2 separate regions of the Mus musculus genome follow, and region 1 is linked to region 2. The links are chromatin loops, found by intact Hi-C in ENCODE. Cell type or tissue: heart. All regions are shown on one strand.

The links. A loop is a pair of places that touch in the nucleus more often than their neighbours do. Peaks named below come from ENCODE experiments on the same cell type or tissue, not always from the same donor. Only the 100,000 strongest peaks of a DNase experiment are listed, where the experiment ranks them.
Region 1: it touches region 2 in a loop (4-fold over the local background); 8 of 42 quality-filtered maps call a loop at or near these places.

The regions. Positions count from the first base shown.
Region 1 is chr4:13,828,690-13,836,689 of GRCm38, reverse strand. It overlaps Runx1t1 (RUNX1 translocation partner 1), which reads right to left. Exons shown (of 11, transcript NM_009822.3): 2 at 920-1,057. Among named protein-coding and RNA genes, the nearest start is that of Runx1t1, 48 kb to the right of the region's middle. In heart, no CTCF peak of the experiment used is centred here; a DNase peak (open chromatin) is centred at 3,559; H3K4me3 peaks cover 564 bases; H3K27ac peaks cover 983 bases.
Region 2 is chr4:13,781,432-13,789,431 of GRCm38, reverse strand. Runx1t1 (RUNX1 translocation partner 1) reads right to left here and starts at 4,650. Exons shown (of 11, transcript NM_009822.3): 1 at 4,291-4,650. The coding sequence starts at 4,297. In heart, no CTCF peak of the experiment used is centred here; DNase peaks (open chromatin) are centred at 1,511, 2,491, 3,581 and 4,311; H3K4me3 peaks cover 3,003 bases; H3K27ac peaks cover 6,099 bases.

The DNA of each region.
Region 1 (8,000 bases), 47 kb before region 2:
GCCTTCTGCCCCGTACACATTTGGAAAGAGCTTTTAAATGGCAGGGCAGTTGTGCATGACTGCTTAGGCTGTCTATCTTTAGAGACTAGTGGATCTATTTTTGCCCCTTAGATATTTTTTCATTCATATGGTTTCATGGCACATGGTCCATTAAGAGTATCATCTATAACAGATAAATATTTCTTAGCATCACAAGGCTTTGATGACAATTTTAACCAGAACTCTGAGACTGATTGAAACCATTCTCCAGAGGGGCCCTGCTAGAATGGGGAAGTTGCTTGGTGGTCTGAATTTTCTGGTCCTTTCTGGGATGCTACAGGAAAAACTCAGAACACGGGACCTGGGCTAAATGCAAATGGGATATGGTTTGATAAAAGTCCAGCAGGTCCTAACAAGAGTCACGCTGCTGAATTCAGAAAGGTTTCCACTGGGAACCGTGGCATCAACTTCAGAATGTGAGGGACTTTCAAAAAAAATTATTTGTAGCTATTTGACATAGAAGAAAGCAAGGTAGAAATAACTTGAAATAATTATAGCACATTTCTATGTTCTAAGTGAAATTGAACAACCAAAATAAAGAGCTCTACATTAACATGAATTAAAAGTCATAGGCGTAACTAGACCAAGGGAGCAAATGTAATATTATTCATTTGCTCAAATCATGGTGGATTACAATGTTGAAGAAATAATATAAAGGCAGGCAAATATTCACAGTTGTACCAATTATACCTAAAACACGACACTTTTGTTTGGGTTCAATAACCATTACCACTGGCAAACTTTCAAGGCTTTTGCACTTGATTCTGCATAAAGCGTTGATATTGGATTTTATTTTTTCTTGATGATTGTTTTTTATGTGCAGAAAAATTTCAATTTACCCTTTCAAACTGAAACCTTCAGTTCAGAACTGAGTACTTACATGTCGTTGGCGTAAATGAGCTGGTTCTTGGAGCTCCTTGAGTGGTTGGAGGAGGTGGCATTGCTGGGGGAGTCAGCCTAGACTGCGTCTTCACATCCACAGGTGAGTCTGGCATTGTGGAGTGCTTCTCGGTACGATCTGGGAATGCCACCAGGAACAGGTTATTTCCCTCCTTCAACACCCAGGACTCACAAAGTCGGTCTGTCTCTTTCAGAGGCACACAAACAGAAGAAATCACACATCTTCTATCAGTAAAATACTCTGATCTATGGAAGTTGAAAGCAGACTTTTGTCATCCATGCAGCCGCTTGAGAAGGTGTAGCATAGGTGGGGGTTGGGGCTGGACTTCATTTGTAACCAGGCTATATAATACTCTATTATTCCCGGCTTAGGCAGATGCCACCTTGGTACTGCTCTGTGCATCAACACAATTTCACTCAGTAGAAAACAGATGAAGAAGATGATAATGAACCCGCCCTGACAGCTCAGAAGTAATGGACTTGCAGCATCAGCTAAGCCAGAAGGAGGTCCTGGCATTGAGCAGGCATCTTCCATTTCTACCAGATCTCCCATCCCCACCTTGCTTATTCTTCTGGTTGATTAAATGAAAAAAGTTTCTGTGTTCCCCAGATCCTCAATTTTATCTGCCCTACTTTAAAAACACATAAATGCTTGGTCTATAGTAAAGTTAAGCTATTCTTTATGTGGAATGTGTGAATTCCTGGCCTGTCCTGTTAGTTACAAGCTTGAGAGCAATACTCCAATTTATATCCTTAGAACACGAAAGTCTCAAAGTAAAAATTGATAAAAACTAAAGGAGGGCCCTGTACAAACCCCTCGTTACCTAATGATGACCATGTATAAGCCCAGGGTGTTTTCTTCTAAGTCTATTTCCTTTTTCTCCCATGTAGCCACTCAGCAGTCTAGGCTGACATGGAAACTCACTATGAGGGCCAGGCTAGCCTTGAACATGCATCCTTTCCCCTTTGTTGGTATCCTAATGATGAATGACAGTGTGTACATGGGGCTTCTAAGTTTATTTTTCCCTGGATATTCCCATCTACTTTTTAGGCTAATAAAATTTTCAAGGCAGTAGATTCTCGCTGAAAATGAAATGGTTTCTTGCTTTATGCCTTAGGTCCAATTTTATACAAATACATGATAGGCACTCCAAAAACATTTTTGAGATAGTACTAAACTTTAGAGACAAAAATTTTAAACTTGCACTTCCTAAAAAAAGGCAAAATAATACACTATTCAGAGCATACATTTTAAATCATTATGAAAATTAGAACAAATAATTGTGGGGCAATGGGCTACGCACAGGACCGGGGTGTGCTGTTCAGAAGGTAGAGATCTCAACTGATTGTTCCCAGTCAGTTACAGATTTAACTCCTGTTCCACAATTTCCCCCACACCCATGGCCTCGCAAATAATTCCCAAATTTCCTTAAGAGTCAGATACTAAGAGCTGAAAAGATGGCTCAGTGGTTAAGAGGACATACTGAGATCAATTCACAGCACCTATGTGCTTGCTCACAATCACTTTTAACTCCAGTTCTAAGAGGTCCAATACCCTCTCTGACATCCTAAGGCTAGTGCACACACACACGGTGCTCTCTCTCTCTCTCTCTCTCTCTCACACACACACACACACACACACACACACACACACGGTACACATACATACACATAAAATTAAAATAAGTAAAAAAAATTAAAGTCAATGAAACTAAACAGTCAAATTACTGTTATTATAATCCCAAACCTAGCTTATTTTCTTCAAAGAAACTTGCTATGGCACCTCTCATGACGCATGCTTGTAATCCCATCACTTGGCAAACGAAGGCAAAGAGAAACAGGAGTTCAAGGACAGCTTGAAATACTAAGCTTGTATCTCAAACAAACAAAAGCAGTTTTCTACCTAGGCCTGGTAGCATACACCAGGAATTTCAGCACTTGAGAGGCAGAGACAGAGGGATTGCTTTAAATCTGAAGCCATTCTGGTCTAAACTCATGAAAGCTACTTAGTAATACCCTGCGTCAAAAAAAAAGAAAAAAAAAAAGCATTTTCATAAAAAGGAGAGTGCAACAAAAACAGGGCATTTTAAAAGCTCAAATAATGTTGATCCTATTTTAGGGATGATGTAATACCATCATCTACAGCCTAGTAAGTATATTTTGCTTCATAATTGAGTCAGCAGTATCAGGCTCTGTGTCTTCTTCTCTACCATTGGTTTAATAACACTGAATAATCCCAGTTCAAGAGAAGTATCCCGAGGGACATGTTGGCGGCAACACCAACACAAATACAACTTACTCCAGACTTTATCTTACTGCAAAAACCATGTCTTTATACTGCTATCCCAGGGCACGCAACCACCAGCTTCAGTAATCCCTTATTTCAGAAAAATAAACAATTTGGGCGGGCTTCAAACTGCTCCTTTGATAAATCTACGGCATGTCTACTCTCCTCAATCAACCTCGGCAAGAGGAGAATAAAGTTTTCCGCTTATGCTGCAGCTGAGGGAAGAGGTACAGCAGCGAACATGGGCTCCCTAAATAAAGGCAAATACTTCTGTCATGCCAAGAAAGGAAGGAGGGAGGGAGGCTTGCCAGAGTCTGCTGGAAGATAACAGTGGGAACTGCTGGTCCATCTGGCTTTCATTCTGCTAACACTCACAGGGAACCAAGAGGGAAGGCAGGCCAGATCCACAGAGCACGTGGCTGAACAGACCGAAAAGGCAAGAGCAGAGGGGGAGGGGGAAATGGGAAGCATGAAAAAAAAACATCAATGAAGCAATAGAAAGAAAGAAAAAGGAGAAACAAGGAAAGAACAAAACAAGGAGAAAGACCCCAAAGGGAGAAACGCTCTCAGAAGCTCCATTTACTAAAGAAGGATCTACCAGCCCGGCCAGTCACCCACCTCAGATGACAAGAATACCTAACTTGAGAAAGTTCACTTAAGTCCTCTGTCCTTTTAAGTACTTACACCAAGAAAAAAAGATACAATATAAAGCCCACCATGGGCTTCTTCTTCAAATGTAAGAGTTAGATTTCTGCTGAAGATAATCTTTGGTATTTCTAGCTCTGTTCAGTTCTAGAAAGATGTTGGACATACTCATAGCTTTAACTGAGAAACATTTTCCACATCAGCCTGGACCACACCTGTAACGTAATGCCTTTACAGAATATCATGATCAAAACAAGTATGAGGGTTTTTTTTTGTGTTAATGTCATCAGTATTTTAAGAGAAAGAACTAGCAATCAATACACGGAAGGAAACCACGAGTTCAAACAGGAATAGACACAGTCTGACCTGATCTATGTGTACATGTGCATATGTAGGATTTCGACATTAGCCAAATTTCTGTGACGGTTGGCTTCTCTGATCAAATGGTTCCAACCCAGAGGCCCTACAAACTACGACAAAGTGGGACCATATGTAAGTCATTCTCTTCTGCTCGACACAATCACCCAGGATAGTGATAGATGAAGAAGTCATCAGCCGGCCTAATCCATGCACACAGAAACGTTCTGCAGCACAGAGATTTAAGATAAATTTGGACAATATGTTTCAAGTATGTGGAGCTCTGTTGCATTTGTTTGGGATTATTTTTTTCCAATGTTTTTGAAATATATATTCTTGAAACTATATAGCAAACAGCACAAGAGCGATGACTTAACCAGAGAAGCACTTCACCCTATTTCAAATTAGAGGACATGCTTAAACCAACATGAGGTTAGAATGTATCACAAGTACCTTTTTTAAGTTAATGAAGATTATACTTTCCTGGTATATCCTTTCTGTTTTTCAGTTGCTAGAAGACAACTTGTGATACTTATTGAAAGAGTGACACAGAAAGGGAGGAAAGAAAAAGACGGATGGAGAAAGGGAAAGAAAAGGCTGAAAAGAAGGTCTGGAAGGTAGGTAAAATAAGGCCTTTACCTCAAATGATTCACGCAGCTTCCAGACAAGACTATCTTCCCTGTGTAGTAACATTCTTCTCACTTGGCAAATATCCAGCACATGTGTACCAAAGATGGTGGCGCATGGAAAAACTTACTTATGGCATAGAAAAATGTATTACTGATACCATTTCAGTGTTGAATTCATTGCCAAGGCCCTCTAGAGGCGAGATGTTTTCATTTCCTTTTTCTTTCTTTGTTCAATGTAAAATGGTATAACATAATCTGGCTTGGCATTTGTCTCACTTGAAGTTAGTTCAAATAGTTCCAGGTGTGTTTTTAAGGGATGCAAGAGAGGGAATCTACAATGGGCTTGCTTACAGGCCATGTGGGAGAAGACCCATGCAAAGGAATTCTTTCAACCATTAAGAGTAAGCCCTCCCTTAGGCTACTTATCCTGAGCCTTCCTTATGCACAGCAAAAATGGGAATGCTATTCTGTGTCTATCTTACAGAGGTGGTAAACTGAATAAGATTATGTGTTTAAGACGCTAGCTCATAGCCGGGCATGGTGGCGCACGCCTTTGATCCCAGCACTCAGGAGGCAGAGGCAGGCGGATTTCTGAGTTCGAGGCCAGCCTGGTCTACAAAGTGAGTTCCAGGACAGCCAGGGCTATACAGAGAAACCCTGTCTCGAAAACAAAACAAAACACCCAAAAAACAAAAATCAAAAACAAACAAACACAAACAAACAAACAAAAAGACCCTTGCTCATCCCTACTCATATCAGACACCAATGTCCTCTATACTTTCCTATGCAGATCTCTGTCTCTTGCAAGCAAGGTCATCAAGCCTGCCTGTCATCTGTCAGTATAGGAGAGATCCATTGCTAGTCCTGGGGTTTGTGGAGCATTTTTTGTTTCTTTTGAGTCTTTCTTTGCTGCTTCCCTCTTTGCAAAATAGCTACTCTTATCTGCATATCTTTTCCTGCCCAATAGAGCTCATACACATACTCTTATGGTTTTCCTCAGCCGCCCAGGCACCAAGCACATCGCCCAATTTTTTAGACAATGTGTATGAGCTACACACACCAACTACTGGAAACGAGAGGTAACTTGATGAACTACTTTCTCTCTTTAATTCTCCCTTGGGAGAGTACTTAATACGTATGTACAGTTGGGTGTGGTGGCACACACCTTTAATCCCAGCACTTGAGAGGCAGAAGTGGATGGATTTCTGTGAGTTCAAGGCCAGCCTGATCTATATATTGAGTTCCAGGCAGCAATGCTACAGCAAGACCCCATCTCAAAAAACAAAACACACTAAAACACACATAACTCACTTTATAGGAAGAGTGACCATGTTCCCTCTTTAAATCTATTAGAATGACTTCAAAGACAAGCAACTTTGACGCTGGAGAGATGGCTCAGTGGTTAAGAGGATTGGATACTATTACAGAAGACCCAGATTCAACTCCCTGCATGCATAGGACAGCTCACAACTGTTTATAACTCCAATATCTGACACCCTCACCCAGACATACATGCAGGCAAACACTAAAATATATGAAAAACAAAACAAAACAAAACAAAAGAAGAAAGATAATCAACCTTAGAGTCATACCAGCCATCAACAGCAAGCACTTGGGATAGAGTAGAATTCAGAGAAAGATGCTTCAGGATTTCCACTGGGAGTATGATCCAATAACTCATTGTAAATTGAAAATATCATAATTTGGAAAGGAATTTAAGAAATGTGTTTGTGGAGCCCATAAGGTGATTCAGTGGGTAAAAGTGCTTGCCACCAAGTTTAGTGGCCTGAGCTGGAAACCTGAGTCCTACGACAAATGAGAGAACAACTTCTGAGCATTGTCTTCTGTCCTCCACAAGTGCTGTGACATTTGTACATACCCACACACACAAAGATAAATAAATAAAATGTAATCTCAAAACAATGCATTTTGTTTGCTTTTTTTGGTATGTGTGTGTGTGGGGGGGGGGGGGGGTCGAGACAGGGTTTCTCTGTATAGCCCTAGCTGTCCTGGAACTCACTTTGTAGACCAGGCTGGCCTCAAACTCAGAAATCCACCTGTCTCTGCCTCCCCACCTTTTTAAAGGTTGGGTCTCTTGTGGTCCTGGCTGACCTCAAACCCACTAAGAAACTGGTGATGCTCTTTACTCTTGACCCCACCATCTCTGCCTAGAGGACCCAAGCTGGGATGAAAAGTCTTCACTACCTACCCTCTCTGCTCAGAAATACATTTAAGCCAAACATAGAGGAACACACCTATAATCCTAGCACCCTAGAGGCAGAGGCCAGTGTGAGCTAATGCGAGCCAGAGTTACATACTGAAACTCCATCTCTAAAACAAAATCAATGACAAGAATGCAAAAAGAAGGGATGGGAGAACATTTAGTCCCTCTAGCTTGCCTACCAATATCTCATCTGAGTAGCACTGTGCAATGTCCCTGTTTGCTCCTGACACCACATGACTAACAGCTACTGCCAATTAACATCTTTCACCTCACCATCCAAGGAAAAAGTTCAAATCTTCAATGTTAAAGGACATATTCCAAGTTGGGAAACATCCAAAATACAGGACACTTAAAAAGAGCTGAGAATAAGTTGAATTTTGTCATGAGTTTCCTGTACTTCTATGAAAGGATGGATATATTTTTCTTCTTGTCATATATACATGTTTAAATGTCACCTACAATTCATTTGGGATTTTATTTTGCTTTGTTTCAGGTTTTTTTTTTAAACACAAGATTTCATGAATGGATCTCAGGCTGGCTCCAAACTCAATGTAATCCTCCTGCCTCAGTGTCCAGGCTACTGAGAATGAAGGCATGTATCACAACGCAGCCCAGATTTCACGTTGCTAGTGCTATAGCATTAAGAGGTGGGGGATTCAGGAAGAGCTTAGGTTATGAAGGCTCTGCTTACTGTCATGACACCAGTTCATTATAAAAGGGCTGAAGACAGAGGCACAATGGCTGTGGTCCTAGTCACTTAGGAGGCTGAGACAAAGGGATTGCACATTTGCAGTCTGCCTAAAGAGTTTAAAGACACCATGTCTCAACATTAAAACAGATAAATAAAAAGTGGTGGAGTATAGTCCGGCGGTAAACATGTGCCCAGTATGCACTAGGACCTGGGTTCAGTCCTCTGATG
Region 2 (8,000 bases):
AGGCTGTTCAGATATCATAATTACCATATCTTCTTTGAAAACATCAGTTATCAGCCTAGAGATGATACGTAATAGACATCTGTAAACCACATAATGCCCACTAGGTAAATTTTCATTTTAGGAAATGAAAATGAACAATCGGGACCTTTTGTGGGTTGTTTGCTTTGTTTTGTTTTTGAAAAGAGGCTCTTGGGTAGCCAGGCTGTCCTGAAAGTCACTAAGCAACTGAGGATGGTCTTCATCAACCACTTCCTCAGTGTAGTATCTAGGAAACCTGCAAAAATTATAAAGAACATCTCTCTCTCTCTCTCTCCCTCCCTCTCCCTCCCTCCCTCTCCCTCCCTCTCCCTCCCTCTCCCTCCCTCTCTCTCTCTCTCTCTCTCTCTCTCTCTCTCTCTCTCTCTCCCTCTCTTTTGCCCACTCCTCAGAGGAAAAAAGATTAAAAACATTTTTCATTAGACCTTATGTTATTAACTATACATAGAAATGAGCTATAAGCTCTTTCAAGTTGTTTAAAAGATATAGAATTGAAAGGCCAAGCCCTCAGAAATATCAATAATAAGAATTGAAAAGAGAAAGGGATGAGGCAAGAGGGCTCGAATGGAAGTCGAAACTTCAGACGTCTGCACAATCTACATTTATAATTGGGTGCTTATGGCTCATATAGTTTTCGTTGAATAGCTGTCATGAGGCTTTTTTGAAACTCAAGAGTCAGCCTAATAGGCTGGCAAACTGACTTGCGCAGTAAAACAGCATTGGTGAGTGCAATGTTTTTATTTGTACATAACAGGATTTACATACATCCATTAACATCACACACACACACACACACAACACTTCAGGTGTGTTACCCAAATTTTCAGTTACAAAGGACACTAACAGTTGTCTGTCTGTGCCAACTTCACTTCTGGTTTTGTTTTGAGTTGCTCTCTCTTTTCTTTTCTTTTTTATTTTATTTTTTTAATTTTTTTAAACACAAATCATCGCTTTTAAGCATTGATGTTAAAAACAGAAAAACAGTCTAATACACAGTGGCTATAAATGCCAAATCAATTTTCAGCAGATAATAAAGTCCATGTTTTACAATCAGCAATGCACTGTTTTACTACCCAAAAATGTAAGCTAATAATATATAGCTCTCCTAAATGGAAAATGCAGATATGCTGTTAAAAAATGGGCCAACTGTGAGAGGATGGATCATTCCTGCAGGGACCTTCTCAAAGCTATGTGTAAGTGTTTTGAAAATATCACATGATGTGGCCATGTGTTAAAAATTACAGCCAGTTAAGTTCTCTGCTAGGAAAAATATGTGGGCAATTTATGAAATGCACTCCAGGATGGAGATGTCTTAAGTAAAACCAGATTTTCAAAACAAACCTTTTTTTCCCCCTTTTGGAAACTTGAACTTAAAAAAAAAAAAAAAAAAAGAGTTCCAGGCACATCTGGCGAGCAGGACCATTGAGAAGGGTGGTCTGACCTAATGCTAGCCATCTTCTGAAAGAACAGCACTATTTCTGGGCTCCAGGGACCGTGCTCACTTACTGTCCTTTTAAGGAAACAGCCCGGAGCCCATTCTGTAGGTCAACACATGTTATTTGATAACAGTACACAAAGACTGATAAAAATACAAATGTTTCAGAAAACTTTAGGGTCACTTTCTCCTGTAACAATATAATGCCAAGGTCTCCCAGACTTCTATAAAAAAGCATTTCCTTCTCTTAAACACAAGGATGTGCTTGTCAGAGAGAAAGAAAGAAAGAAAGAAAGAAAGAAAGAAAGAAAGAGAGAGAGAGAGAGAGAGAGAGAGAGAGAGAGAGAGAGAGAGAGGCAGTGAAGTCATATTTCCTTCTAAGTGAGTTAGATAACTTTAAAATAGTTTATTTTTCTAAAGTATGCTCAACCTCCTCCAAGTTTTTGTAGCTCATTTTGTAACAGTATGTTATCAACAACTAACAAAAGGAGAGGTGTTATTTTCCCAAAACAGTTCTACAAAACCCTAAATTAAACCTTCTTTTTCACCTCCCCACTCCCAGGATGCCATGCGTCTGGATAAGCTAAGCATCTGCACATCTGTGTCTAGTGATGCTAAAGTTTATAAAGGAGGTCTTAGATCTGAGAATTATTACGTCAAGTCTGAGACAAGGAACCACTTCTGACACTTGAACTACAAATAAATCAATTGGAAAGTTGATATGTAAATGTGTAGGCAATAAAAAGAGGAACAGTGACACCAGGTTATACAAACACAGTTTTCCTTTTAAACTTCTACCTAGACTGCTTTAGTAAAATTGCAAAGCTACCCCCACGATGGCTAAAAAGAAAGTCCATTAATATAAATATACATGAATGGATGAAAATATGCTAGAACATATTAAGAGGTAGCCCATCTGATAATAGATTTTTAAAAAAATACAGATGGGTGTCAAAAAATAGCCAAGTATCAGATCTGTTCAAGTATGGTCATCCTGGAACATGCTCACAGTCACAGCTGCTGCTAGTCTCTGCATCCAAGTACAAGATCTTCTAACACAGTGGGAGAAAGAGGGAGGAAGGGAGGGAGGGAGGGAGGGAGGGAGGGAGGGAGGGAGGGAGGGAGGGAGGGAGAGAGGGAGGGAGGGAGGGAAGGAGGGGTCCAGAGAATGAGAGAGAGAGAGAGAGAACTAGGGGAGGGGAGAGGGAGAAGGAAAGGAAGAGACATAGGGAGAGAGAGAGACAGAGAGAGAGACAATCAGAAAAACAGAGACTGACAGACAGACACACAGAGAGCTCAAACTTCAGAACACCACTACAGAACCAGTCAGGTATTAACAACTTAACACTAAAGCCAACTTCCAATGGCAAAGCCTTAAGTACAATTCAGTGCTTTGGAGCTTTCTTTAAAAGTCATGTGAGGAATCAGGAGAAGAGGTCCTAACTAGTACCCCTCCCCCTTTGTCACTGACAAGCAGATTTGGTTCTATTTTACCAAAATATCACAGACTCTGGTGGGTGCTGCCAGACCATGTAATACTCATCTATTAAGAGCATAAAAACAAAGAACCTATGAATTTTTATAAATTTCCATGAAACTGTGCTCCAATGGCCTTGTAAAACAACAACAACAACAACAACAACAACAAACAAACAAATAAAATACAAGCACTTCTTCACCAGTTCTATATTATATAATAAGGGCACATTTCTTCCTCAGTTACATATTGCATATAAATCAAGCTGAGAGCTTAAAGAGTTAAAATGACCTTTCTAAGACCTCAGTTATTATCTTTTTTGGTAATTGAATTTCCCCATATTTCAGCTTCTATGCATTGCTAGTCCCCTGAACAACAGCAACGGAAGTGCAATCCTGGGCAAACTTGTCCTTTCTGCACACATATCAATAACGAGGAGAGCAGACTCCAAGACGTATCCTAAAGGGAAAACACTCTTCAAACAACTGGCGATACCTACACACAACTGTGGTTTCAGAAAGCTGGCAGATAATGTTTCAAAACACCATCTGGGAGGTGTGCAAACTCTGACCAAGCACGGCCTCTTCTGCCTGCCCTACCCAAATAATCTGCATGCGCCAGCCAGCTGGAGGATCTCTGTGTGCCCTGCCTTTATCTGCTCTGCATTCGGCACAGGACAATTTAGAGAGTTCTGGAGAGCAGCAGAGACAGCCCTTCTCCTGCAGCAGGCTTCACAAACACAGTTTTCCCTGGCAGCAATCACAGAAACACTTCAGTTTCCAAAGATAATATTTTTCTGGAGAATTGTCATACACTAAATTTCCAGGGACACAGGAATGTCACTAATTCAGCATACTTCTTCTAAATGACCCGATTTCAATTACTTACATGATAACATCTAAGGACTATGATTTAGAGCGAGAAATTCCTTCTAGTGCCAAAGCTGCCTTCATTTTCTTTGACATAAACAGCTCTTCAAAGACGTTCTCCAAGAATTCTACCATAATCTAAAAACTCTCTCCACAGGCAAATAACCAGCAAAGAAGTACAGATGATAGTCCAGAGACCCAGAACAGAAAACACTTCTCAGTGGAGCTAATCCCCTGTGTAAACTGCTCAGGCAAACATCCACGGCTTCCTTCCCCTCAGTTTCAAAGGAGTATCTCCCCATATCCTACACCCCTAAATCCAGCTTTCTTTGTGTCACCTCCCAATCACACCTCTATCACCCCACAGCCTCTCCCTGCCCTCATCCAGTACAGCAGTCGTGGTGCAGTCGGCATTTTCCACGCGTTACAGAAAGTAAAGCTTCCTTCCTTGCAAGAAAAGAGGACTCACTCACCAGGCATCCCGGAATCCAGCGTGTAACACACTGAAAGCAACTCTGTGTTAAGAGGGAGCGCGATGCGGGCTCATGCCTCCTGTTCTGGAATGTGCGGGGCGGTGGAGAGGAGGGCCATCAGAGGGGCTGGGGCGGCATGGCCCGAGGCAGGGTGCTGGGCGCGTGCGCCTGCCAGGCAGAGACAGATGGAGAGCTGACACTCCGGATTGCACTTGGAGCAGAAATGTGCAGGATGACAGGAACACATGTGGCCTTGAACCCAGCCCTGTCTCTTCAGGCAGAACAATGACAGGGACGTGTGTACAAAGTATCACAACTCCTGTCTCCCTTTCTCCACTCTTCCTCCTGCCCCAGTTCCAGAGCACCAAAAAGCAGAAAGTGAAATGCAGAAAGATAAGCTAAATGCTGAATAATTCATTCACTATCACCACCCCTTCCCAGCTCCAAGTTAACCCTTATTTTGCCAAAAGATGGCAATGTTGACCTGACCCCAACTCACACTGAAAGCTGTCCTTCATCTTCTAATTTTAACAGGCATTACTGGGAAGTTTGGTTTAAAACAAACAAGGGCACAGACCACAAAGCTTTTTTTATTGATCTGGAAACCCCAAACAACCTAAAAACCTCTTGTAAGACCGGGCTGTGCCAGTTCATCGCCCAGCACAAAGTATGAGCAGAACACTTCCAGCTTCCCAGTAGCGTGGGTCAAACAGAACACTTTTTTTCTGAGGCAGAATCTAACCGTTTTTAGTTCACTACAGTGCTTTCAATCCACTGGGCTCCCAGGTTGATTTGCTCCAAACACTTTCAGCTTACTTTCCTCTACTTTACATAGAGATCCACAGGAGACAAAAACAAACTCTTCATTGTAATGCCTTTTCAAAAGCTAAACAATCATGCCTTTTTGGGAAGGGGTGCTGGGGGGGGGGGTGCAAGGGGGGCTGGGGGGGGAGACACCCTTAAATGTTTCTCCTGACTGTGAATAACACATACCCAGCCTGGTTCAATGGACTCTTCCCTATTAAGCTTTAATGGACACCATGATATATAAAACTGGGAGCCTTTGTTACAGTGCTTTATCTAAAGCTGCCTATTTCCTTCCCAGCAGTGTGTCTTCAGTCCTTTGTAAAACATCCTTGCCTCATAGGAGAAACACAAGCCTGCCTGCCTGCCTGCCTTGCCCGCCTGTTTCTAAACACACAAAGATGCCAGGCAGAAGGAAAACATTATTCTCTTCTAAAACTCTTCTTCACAATTTAACACTTGGGAACTCTTCTCTGGGTCTGTGTTTGATTGTTTGTTTTAACAACAGGGCTCACATGGTGGTCAAGCCCTTGGGCTCTCTACCTTTCCAGTGTACAGCCAATCCACTAGACACACACAATTCTACTAAACAATTCTACTCAGGACTGACCAGCCAGCCAGCTCAGTGACCATGAAGAGGGACCGGCCCCTTTAACTCTTGCTATTCTGGCAGTGGTCCATGTGTCCTTTGCTTATTCGACATTTTCCATAAGCTTTCATCAGGTTGATTTTTCTCCCCTCCTTGCTGCCTTCAAGAACTACTAACAGACCCCATCTGAAAACAGGCAGTGATTTTGACCTCTACCCACTGCCTCCCTGTCCCTTCGCCTGAGAGGGCTTCAGAGCACATGCACACAACACACACCTTGCACAAACGAAAAATATATCATCTTTGATAAACAGCATCGATCAGTAAGAACTTCTACAGCCCCTGAACGCTGAACCTGAGAAGGGCTGCTTCAGCCAGTGAACCCCTCAAAAATCCATCTCTGTCAGAGACAACTTGTAAAAAGACGACAATTCATAGTGATTACTCTGTTCTGTCAAGAATAGTATACTACACTCTATTTATGAGGGCAATCTTTTTGTTCATCTTAGTTGGGTGTCACTTGTAATGAGGTTCTGTGTAATGGATTTCAGTTCTGTTAAGCAGCAAGCTCAAACATTCTTGTGACAGAAATTGTTATAGCATGCATGAGTGTGATCACCAATTAAGTGCTGGCATAAGGGCCTTTATGGAATCCAGAATCCTAAATCTGAAGACTTCCATTTTTTTAAGGAGTAGTTTTGAAAAGCCATTCAATGCTACACACCAATTTTTTTTTTCTTTAATACTATACCTATGGAAGAAAGAAAACATTTTCACAGTGGGGCACCCAACCTTTCATCAATATGCACGGTGAATCACTTCTAAAATAGAAAGTCATATGACAAAATGCAATACACGTCAAGAAAACTGGATGATATCTGGTTTCAAAACTGGGTCTTAATATCGGTACACTCCAAGGCCTGAAACTACAGCTCAGAAAATTGAACTTCCATATGCTGTGTGATTATGTATCTTTTCTATGTGTAAAAAGGCTTTTTAAGCTGTTATCTGACTACAGTAATTGCCACTTTAAATTGATCCACGTCAACAAAACCTGGATCCCCGGAGATTCTCACCTTCAAGTCTGATTGCAAAAAGGGCCTGGCTGAGCATGCATCTGAGGCTGGTTCAGCGTTTTCTCAAGGAGTCTGTCCCTTGCTTTCACCTAGAGACAGGCAAAGCTGCAGCCCCATTTGGCATCTCTCCCTGAACTGGGAAACCTGGACATGTATAGATACAGTTACTTAGGCAGAAATAACTTTCCCTTTAATAAAATGAGTACAAAGAGCCAAGATCTCTAACATCCAAACTGTATAATAAAAATAGACAATCAATAGCATGATTAATGCAGTTACATAGGCAAACAACGAGAAACGGAGTGTGTACTAGGAAAGTTTGCTCCAGTACAGAGCCCTGCCCTGTGTCCCCATCAATACAGACTTTATAAAATTAAAATACATTCAGAACAACCCAGAACACTTTAATGACCACTGAAGTGCTTTTTCTAAAAAGGTGCAGCAATACCTGACTTTTAACTTAGTGGAAAGTCTACTTTTTAAAGGGCAGTTTTAGAAAGACATTTGTCTAAATCATTACTTTGCAAATCAACGAATTTAGCCAATAATGAAATGTTAGACGCATTAAAAAAAATCAGTAGGTTTGGGGCGATAACTCTGGGTTCTTCTTCATCAAAGCACAGCAGTTCTGTGCCAATTCCACAGTAGAACAGCACCACACTACACACATCTCTCCTTTGTTCATATCTGACTCAGCCACAGAGACCAGCCATCCAGTGACACTATCTGCAGCAAATGAGAGATCTCCACCCTGGAGGAGAGAGAGTTTGAGCAAAAGCTTTTCCAGGGTTTCGTCCCCATCTCCCTCTGCAACCTCTTGCTGGCTGTTGTGTGATAGTCTGCAAGGGCTGCACGCCGTGGGGACTAAGTGAGTTCATTCAAAGGATCTGGAACCTCATTGATCCTGATTGAAAGCAATACACCCAACCAAATACTCGCCTACCCCATCTGCTCTGGCCTGCCACCAGCTATTCAATACAGGAGAATTAATAGTTTCAGATATTCTAACCGACCCAATAAAGACACTCATTTAAGCTGGGCTGCATTAACAAAGAGAAAAACAAGGGGAGAATGGGTTCGGACTGCCGTTTTACTTCTAGTTGGCTTTAACAGCACTGAATAAGGTGGATTCTGACTTTTTATGTGCAAGACTTGATAAACTGAATGAGAAGGCACTCAATGATCAGCCAACGAGCATTGATGAATGGTCATTAAGAGCCCCCTGCTCTAAAGGGAGACCC